2 separate regions of the Homo sapiens genome follow, and region 1 is linked to region 2. The links are chromatin loops, found by intact Hi-C in ENCODE. Cell type or tissue: endothelial cell of umbilical vein. All regions are shown on one strand. Links, peaks and the distances in the headings refer to the core of each region. The heading gives the core; the rest is flanking DNA.

Region 1 (2,912 bases), core at 306-2,805, 350 kb before region 2:
GTACTGAGAGAAGCCTGATGCAGGAACAGCCTTGCCATATATCCCCATCCCATCTCTGAGAGGGCCAGGGAAAGAGGAAGGAAAGCAAGGCCAGCCTAGCCCAAGCAGTCCGCTAGGGAGAGTCCACATGCCTAATATCTCCCGCACACTCGCTCTGTCAGTTTGCTCATCTGATACTGAGATTCTGCAAATGCCTGACCCTATTCTCCATAAGTGGAGGGCATGCCTCTGATCAGCTGTGGACTGAAGTTGCTCCTGCTTCCTACATGGCCTCTTTCTTTTTCCTCCCACCTCCTGCTGCCTTGGTAGCTTTTGAGCTGGTACTATTTCATATTCAGATTACAAGGTCTTTTGGTATACATTTTGAGTATAATTGAAGAGTGTTAAGTCTAAGCAGAGGGTTTGGCCTGGTGTTGTGGGAAGAGCCAGCCTATGCCTCAAGACCCCAGCAGCACATCCCGGTACAGGCCTTCGGCCTTGGCTAAGTCCACTGAGCTTCCCAACCCTCACCTTTCACAGGTGAAATACACTCTTTCCAAAGAGTTCTTGTGTCCACTGCATGAGGGTAGTATAGTTAAAAGGTCGTGGCCTATCGCAGGGGACCAATAAATAAACGCTGCTTTTCTTCTTTTTCCTTTCGCCATGGTGTGAGTGTGGATTTAGGTGAATCGAAGAAACCAGATGCCCACTCACATCTGAGTCCTGCCCACTCTTATCTTGCTCAAGGCTAATGTGCTAGCATCTGCCCACTGTGCCTCATTTCACCAGCCAAAGGAGAGGCCAGCCTGGTGAGGGCCAGAAAGAGCTGCACACCCAGGTTAGAGACCAGAGACCCCATGCTCTCAGGAGTGACCCCAACAGCCCCGAGGAAGGAGGGCTTGGAAAGGCCTTTACAAATGTAAATCACCCCTTTAGGTCCCCGGGAAGGAAGGAAACCAAGACAGACAAACCGAAGCCTCTGGGCTGGGTTCGTGGAGTGACAGTGGAAAGGCAAGCCTTCCGCCGGCCCGCCCTCGAACTCGCAGCTTCTCGAACATCCTAGGAAGTAACAGCATTGCGCTGGGACTCCCAGGGGGCTGCGGAGAGAAAAAACGTTCTCTCAACTTTTTCAAACCACAAATATTTGGTCCGAGTTGGGAAAAGGTCCCTGGGGCACCGGGTTCTTATGCGATTCAAGCAGTTTGACCCCTCTCCTGGAACTCCTCGCACGGGGGTGGGACGGTGGACGCCGCCGGCTGGCGTCAGGCCCCGCTCGGCTCCGGCCGCGGCACTGGGTGAATGGACATCTTCGGGTGGGCCGATGAGGTGGGAGCCGGAGCCCAGGAGAGGGGCGAGGGGCGAGGGGCGAGGGGCGAGGGGCGCGTGAGAGTGGAGGGTGGGGGCGGGCTGCGCCGCAGGGACAGCCTGTAGTGCTGTGTCTGGCCGCCTAGAGACACGGGCTCTCTCTCCAGATGTTCACTGTGTTTATAGCTGCCGAGGCAGGAGACCCAGCTCCCTCATTAATAAGTTGCTTTCTTGCACTGCAGCCAGGGGTCTCAGCCCGGAGCCTGCAGCTGGAGGAGGCGGCCCGCTCCCCTCCCCCAGCCTCCCGGTCCCTAACCCCACCCCGCCTTCCTCCCCTGCAATCCTCCCAAAATACACGAGCACACAAAAAGAAAAACACCAGCAGATTTTTTATTTCAGAGAGTAAACACTTGGGCCATGGGGGTCTGGAGGTTATGGGAAAAGAGGAAACCATCAGGCTAATCAGGCAGCACACACTTCCCCTGCTGAAATAAAACAGAAATCATTGCTCCGCAGGGCGGGAGGGTTAACCCCGGCGCTGCCAGCAACGCGGGCGCAGGCGAAGCCGGCCCGGAGCTGGGGCGTCCCGGGACGAGCTTTCCACTCCCAGGAGAGGAGGGAGGAGAGGACGGGCGTGGGCTGCCTCGGCCCGAACCTCGCCCTTCGGCCTGTGGCAGCGCCTGGGCCCCAAGCGGGGCTTAAGAAATAGACGGTTGGAACAGAAGAGATTCTGGGCTTAGATTTAGTTTTGCAAGAGGTTACAGGGAGTTCCAGATAGGTTGGGGACATAGAGAGATAGGTAAGAGTGTGTGTCGTTACCGTTTAACAAAGGATCAAGAGAGCTGGGTAGGGCTGTTTGGGGCACAGGTTTCAGCTCTGCCACCCACCAGCTGTGCAACCCTGGACGAATCACTGAACCCTCTGAGCCTCAGTTTCCTCATTTGTAATATAATAGTGCCCACCTCACAGAATTACTGTGAAGGAAGAAATTAAAAAAAAAAAAACGTATTGAATGTGGAAATGGCAAAGCACCAGGCATGGCGTGGAGAAGGCTCTTAACTCTGATTTCGTAGGTTACCTTTTCATACATTACTGTAATTGCCCGGGGTTCCCCTCCCTCCTTTTCTTCCTTCGTCTCTCACTCCCCCACTTCTTTTTCTCTCTCTTCTTTTTCCTTTCCTTCCCTTCCCTTCCCTTCCCTTTCCTTTCCTTTCCTTTCCTTCCCTTTCCTTTCCTTCCTCGCTCTTTCTTTTTTTCTTTCTCTCTTTTTTTCCCTATTGAATGCCTCCAGGTTCCATCTTCACTGTCTTGTTCCCTGACTGCTGTCTGAAGAGCATAAATAGCTCATGGGACAGAGGTCATCAGTCAAACATGAAATGTAGTTGCACTCTGAGAAAAATCACCTTCCCACTGAAGCATGGGGCAACCTTGGCTGTCCCCAAAGCTGCCAGTGTGAGTGGCCCCTCAGCTTTCAGTCCAGACCCTGCCCCACATCTTGATCTAGTCAGTTGGCCACACCCTCCCCATCATCCCTATTTTTTAAAAATAGGGATACGCTTCTCCCACTCCATTCCTGGACATCCTAGTTAGATTCCTCATGACCTTTGAAGAATTGTTTGCCTCTTTCA
Region 2 (2,912 bases), core at 118-2,617:
CTCCCTATTACTCAATTACTATAACCACTCTTCTTCCAGAAAAAGACAAGTCTTGCAGATGTTAGAGAATGGATTTCATAATGGAAGTCTCTTTAAAATAGCCTGAAAAAAATGGAGCTTAGATTGCAAACCAGAAGAGGCTGGATTTTTCCTCTTTTTTTCCAAAAGTAATAAAACTGCAGACAATAAAGATATTCAAATAAATAAAACAAATCTCTGATTTCACTAAATATTCTCTAAAACTGAAGGTAGAAACCTACACATACATTGTGAAAAATTTGCTCTTGCAATTGGGCTACAGAATGTCCTATAAAATTTACAGCAAAAAATATATTAATCTGTAGTTGTTAAGAAAATTACCTGTCTTATGTGAAAAGTTTTCTATTTTCTTTCTCCCTGTGGTTTCAGGTTTAGACAGTAAGGACGTTTCTCTATTTGAATTTCATGTAGGCTCATATCCAGTAGAAGGTGAATCATGTCTCATATCATGTGGGAGAGCTAGTAAGTTAATTAAAGTGGTTAAGAACTTGGAGAGGGCAAGAAAAAATAATATATATATATATTTTTTATATACAATATATTTATTTTAAATATATACATATATATATATAAATGTAAATATACATATATTTATCTGATAGATACTGGAAATTAAAAATCCAGAGAAATATATGTTGCATTTTTGGGTGGCTGAATGAATGTATACACTTTGTTGATGAAGTGCTTTCCACTGTAAACTTTAAGCCAGGCACTAACCATTTGCCTGCTCCCACACTGAGACCCAGGGCAGGCACGTAAACAGAAGTACAAACTTCCCAGAACAAAATTCCTGCTGAGGATGCAGGGATTATTTATCTAAATTCAAAATAAATCCAGAGTCTATGTTTGTCTAACAGCCTGGACAGACATTCACCCATTCTCTGCTCCCTCACCACCTCAGTTTTTTTTTTTTTTTTCCTGGTAGAATTAAATATTGTCATTTTCTGAACATGATGATTGATGCTTGGGTGTTTCTTTCCTGTGGCTGGCCTTGGCTGTACCGATCTCTCACTTCCCCAGCTGTTTCCTATGTAACTGTTACATAAGATTACTCTTGCCTCTGCTCACTCCTTTACTGCGGGAACCGTTGTGGTTCAGTTGCGTCCAAATGCATTTCAGGGCAAGGCAGTATAATAGAAGCAGGAAGAGATGGCTTTTTGAATTGGTGTACAGCAAAGCCAAGTGGAAAGTAAAGAAATTACATAACAGATTTGAAATATGTTGAGCGATATTTTGGAAAATTATGAACTGGGGAAGACTTTGTGCTTATCTCTATTGAATTTCCACTACCATTGACTTCAAGTGTTGTTTAGACATCGCTGATATTTAAAGATGATATATCTGAGTGCAAAGACTACTGTGATAAATTCATTGATTTACAGCCACTTTCTGTTAGCTATTTAATTATACCTTCCCACTTCTTTTGTGTATTTCTTTATCATATAGGACATTTCTGAGCACTTGGATATAGTCACTTGCAGTTGGGGCTCTGTCTAAGATCTGACATGCTTTAAGAGTTGATGATGGATGAGGGAAAAGATGTTTGTTGAACCTTTCATATGTTTCTGGAAATAAACAACAAAACAGAACAAAATAGATGGGCAAGAAGAGAAGAGACAGAGGGAAGAAGAGGAAAAGAAGAGAAGGGAAGGGAGGAAGGAAGGAAAGAAAGGAAGGAAGAGCGGGAGGGAGGGAGGAAGAAAGGAACTGTGTCAATATACTTATGGAGAAAGTTTCCAGAAATAACCACCATATGTGGCTACATGAACCACCCCTGGGACTATTGCCATTTGGTTAAAAAATGAATATGTTACTTGAGTAAGGGACACAGTCTCAAGTTCTGATTCAATAAATTGGCATTAGGGTGAAAAATACCTATTAACTTATGTTGCTGCCTTCTCTTTAAAAACAAAACAAACAAAACATAACAAAACAAATGATCCTGTAGTATTGACCTTTGGGGCTCAGTACAACCAGATTTCAAAATATCTCAAGCTTGAAGGCTCCCACCATTTCCCTCAGAGACTATTTCATCATCCAACTGATCTAAAACATAAGGAAGTTTTTTCCAGTTATTATTCCCCAAGTTCCTTTTTTTCTAAATGTCATCCTATTATTTACACTATTTCATTGTGCTTTATTTTTATACCTTGGATTTTATAGCCACCAAGGACTGGAAGATGGCTGGTCATTTAACCCTCTTTATGCAACCTTTTGCCAAGAGAACACAAAAGAGTTATTAAGTTGTGCATTATGGAGATTTGTAAAACCTACTCATAAATCAAGAATCCTTGGGGACAGGGATATGATAAAAGGAAAATTGCCTTTTACATTTACTTTTCTTTTTTCGTTTCAAACCCTTCTACCAACTGAGGTGTCTGCCGATGTTCTGATAGATAGAAACACTAGGGTGTGAATGAAAGAGCCATAGCCTGTCAGGGCAGGAAGGAAACCTCCCTAAACACGATCTAAACCAATTCCTTCATCGCCAGGAGCTTCTCACATATTTCTGTCAAGTCATCATTCATACTTCACTAGCAAGGGATATGAATGGAGAAAGATAACTCCATAAAATAAGCAAATTACCAGATACAAAGGCACAGTTCTCATCTTCCATGCGATGGAGCCACATCCCCTGGCCTGAAAGAACAACAGCAACCACAAAACTCAGATGAGGAGTTCTAGAAATTAAATGTCAACCTCATTTAACTCTCATATCATAAAGTGGATTTATCTCCACTTCAAAATCAGAAAATAGGATTAGAGAGTTAATTAATGTGCCCATGTTCTCACAGGCTTTAACTGTTGGAGTCACAGATTGTGATTAGTAAGGAGCTCTGCGACATGTTTCACGGGATCACAACTTGAAGATT

Evidence for each region. Hi-C counts contacts between places; a loop is a spot of excess contacts. Peaks named below come from ENCODE experiments on the same cell type or tissue, not always from the same donor. Only the 100,000 strongest peaks of a DNase experiment are listed, where the experiment ranks them.
Region 1: it touches region 2 in a loop (5-fold over the local background); 1 of 110 quality-filtered maps calls a loop at or near these places.

What each region holds. Positions count from the first base shown.
Region 1 is chr11:128,547,707-128,550,618 of GRCh38, reverse strand. All of the region lies in intron 3 of ETS1 (ETS proto-oncogene 1, transcription factor), which reads left to right. Among named protein-coding and RNA genes, the nearest start is that of ETS1-AS1, 23 kb to the right of the region's middle. In endothelial cell of umbilical vein, for the core only: no CTCF peak of the experiment used is centred there; a DNase peak (open chromatin) is centred at 1,718; H3K4me3 peaks cover 570 bases; H3K27ac peaks cover 640 bases.
Region 2 is chr11:128,193,494-128,196,405 of GRCh38, reverse strand. No RefSeq gene overlaps it. Among named protein-coding and RNA genes, the nearest start is that of LINC02098, 14 kb to the left of the region's middle. In endothelial cell of umbilical vein, for the core only: no CTCF peak of the experiment used is centred there; a DNase peak (open chromatin) is centred at 1,105; H3K27ac peaks cover 583 bases.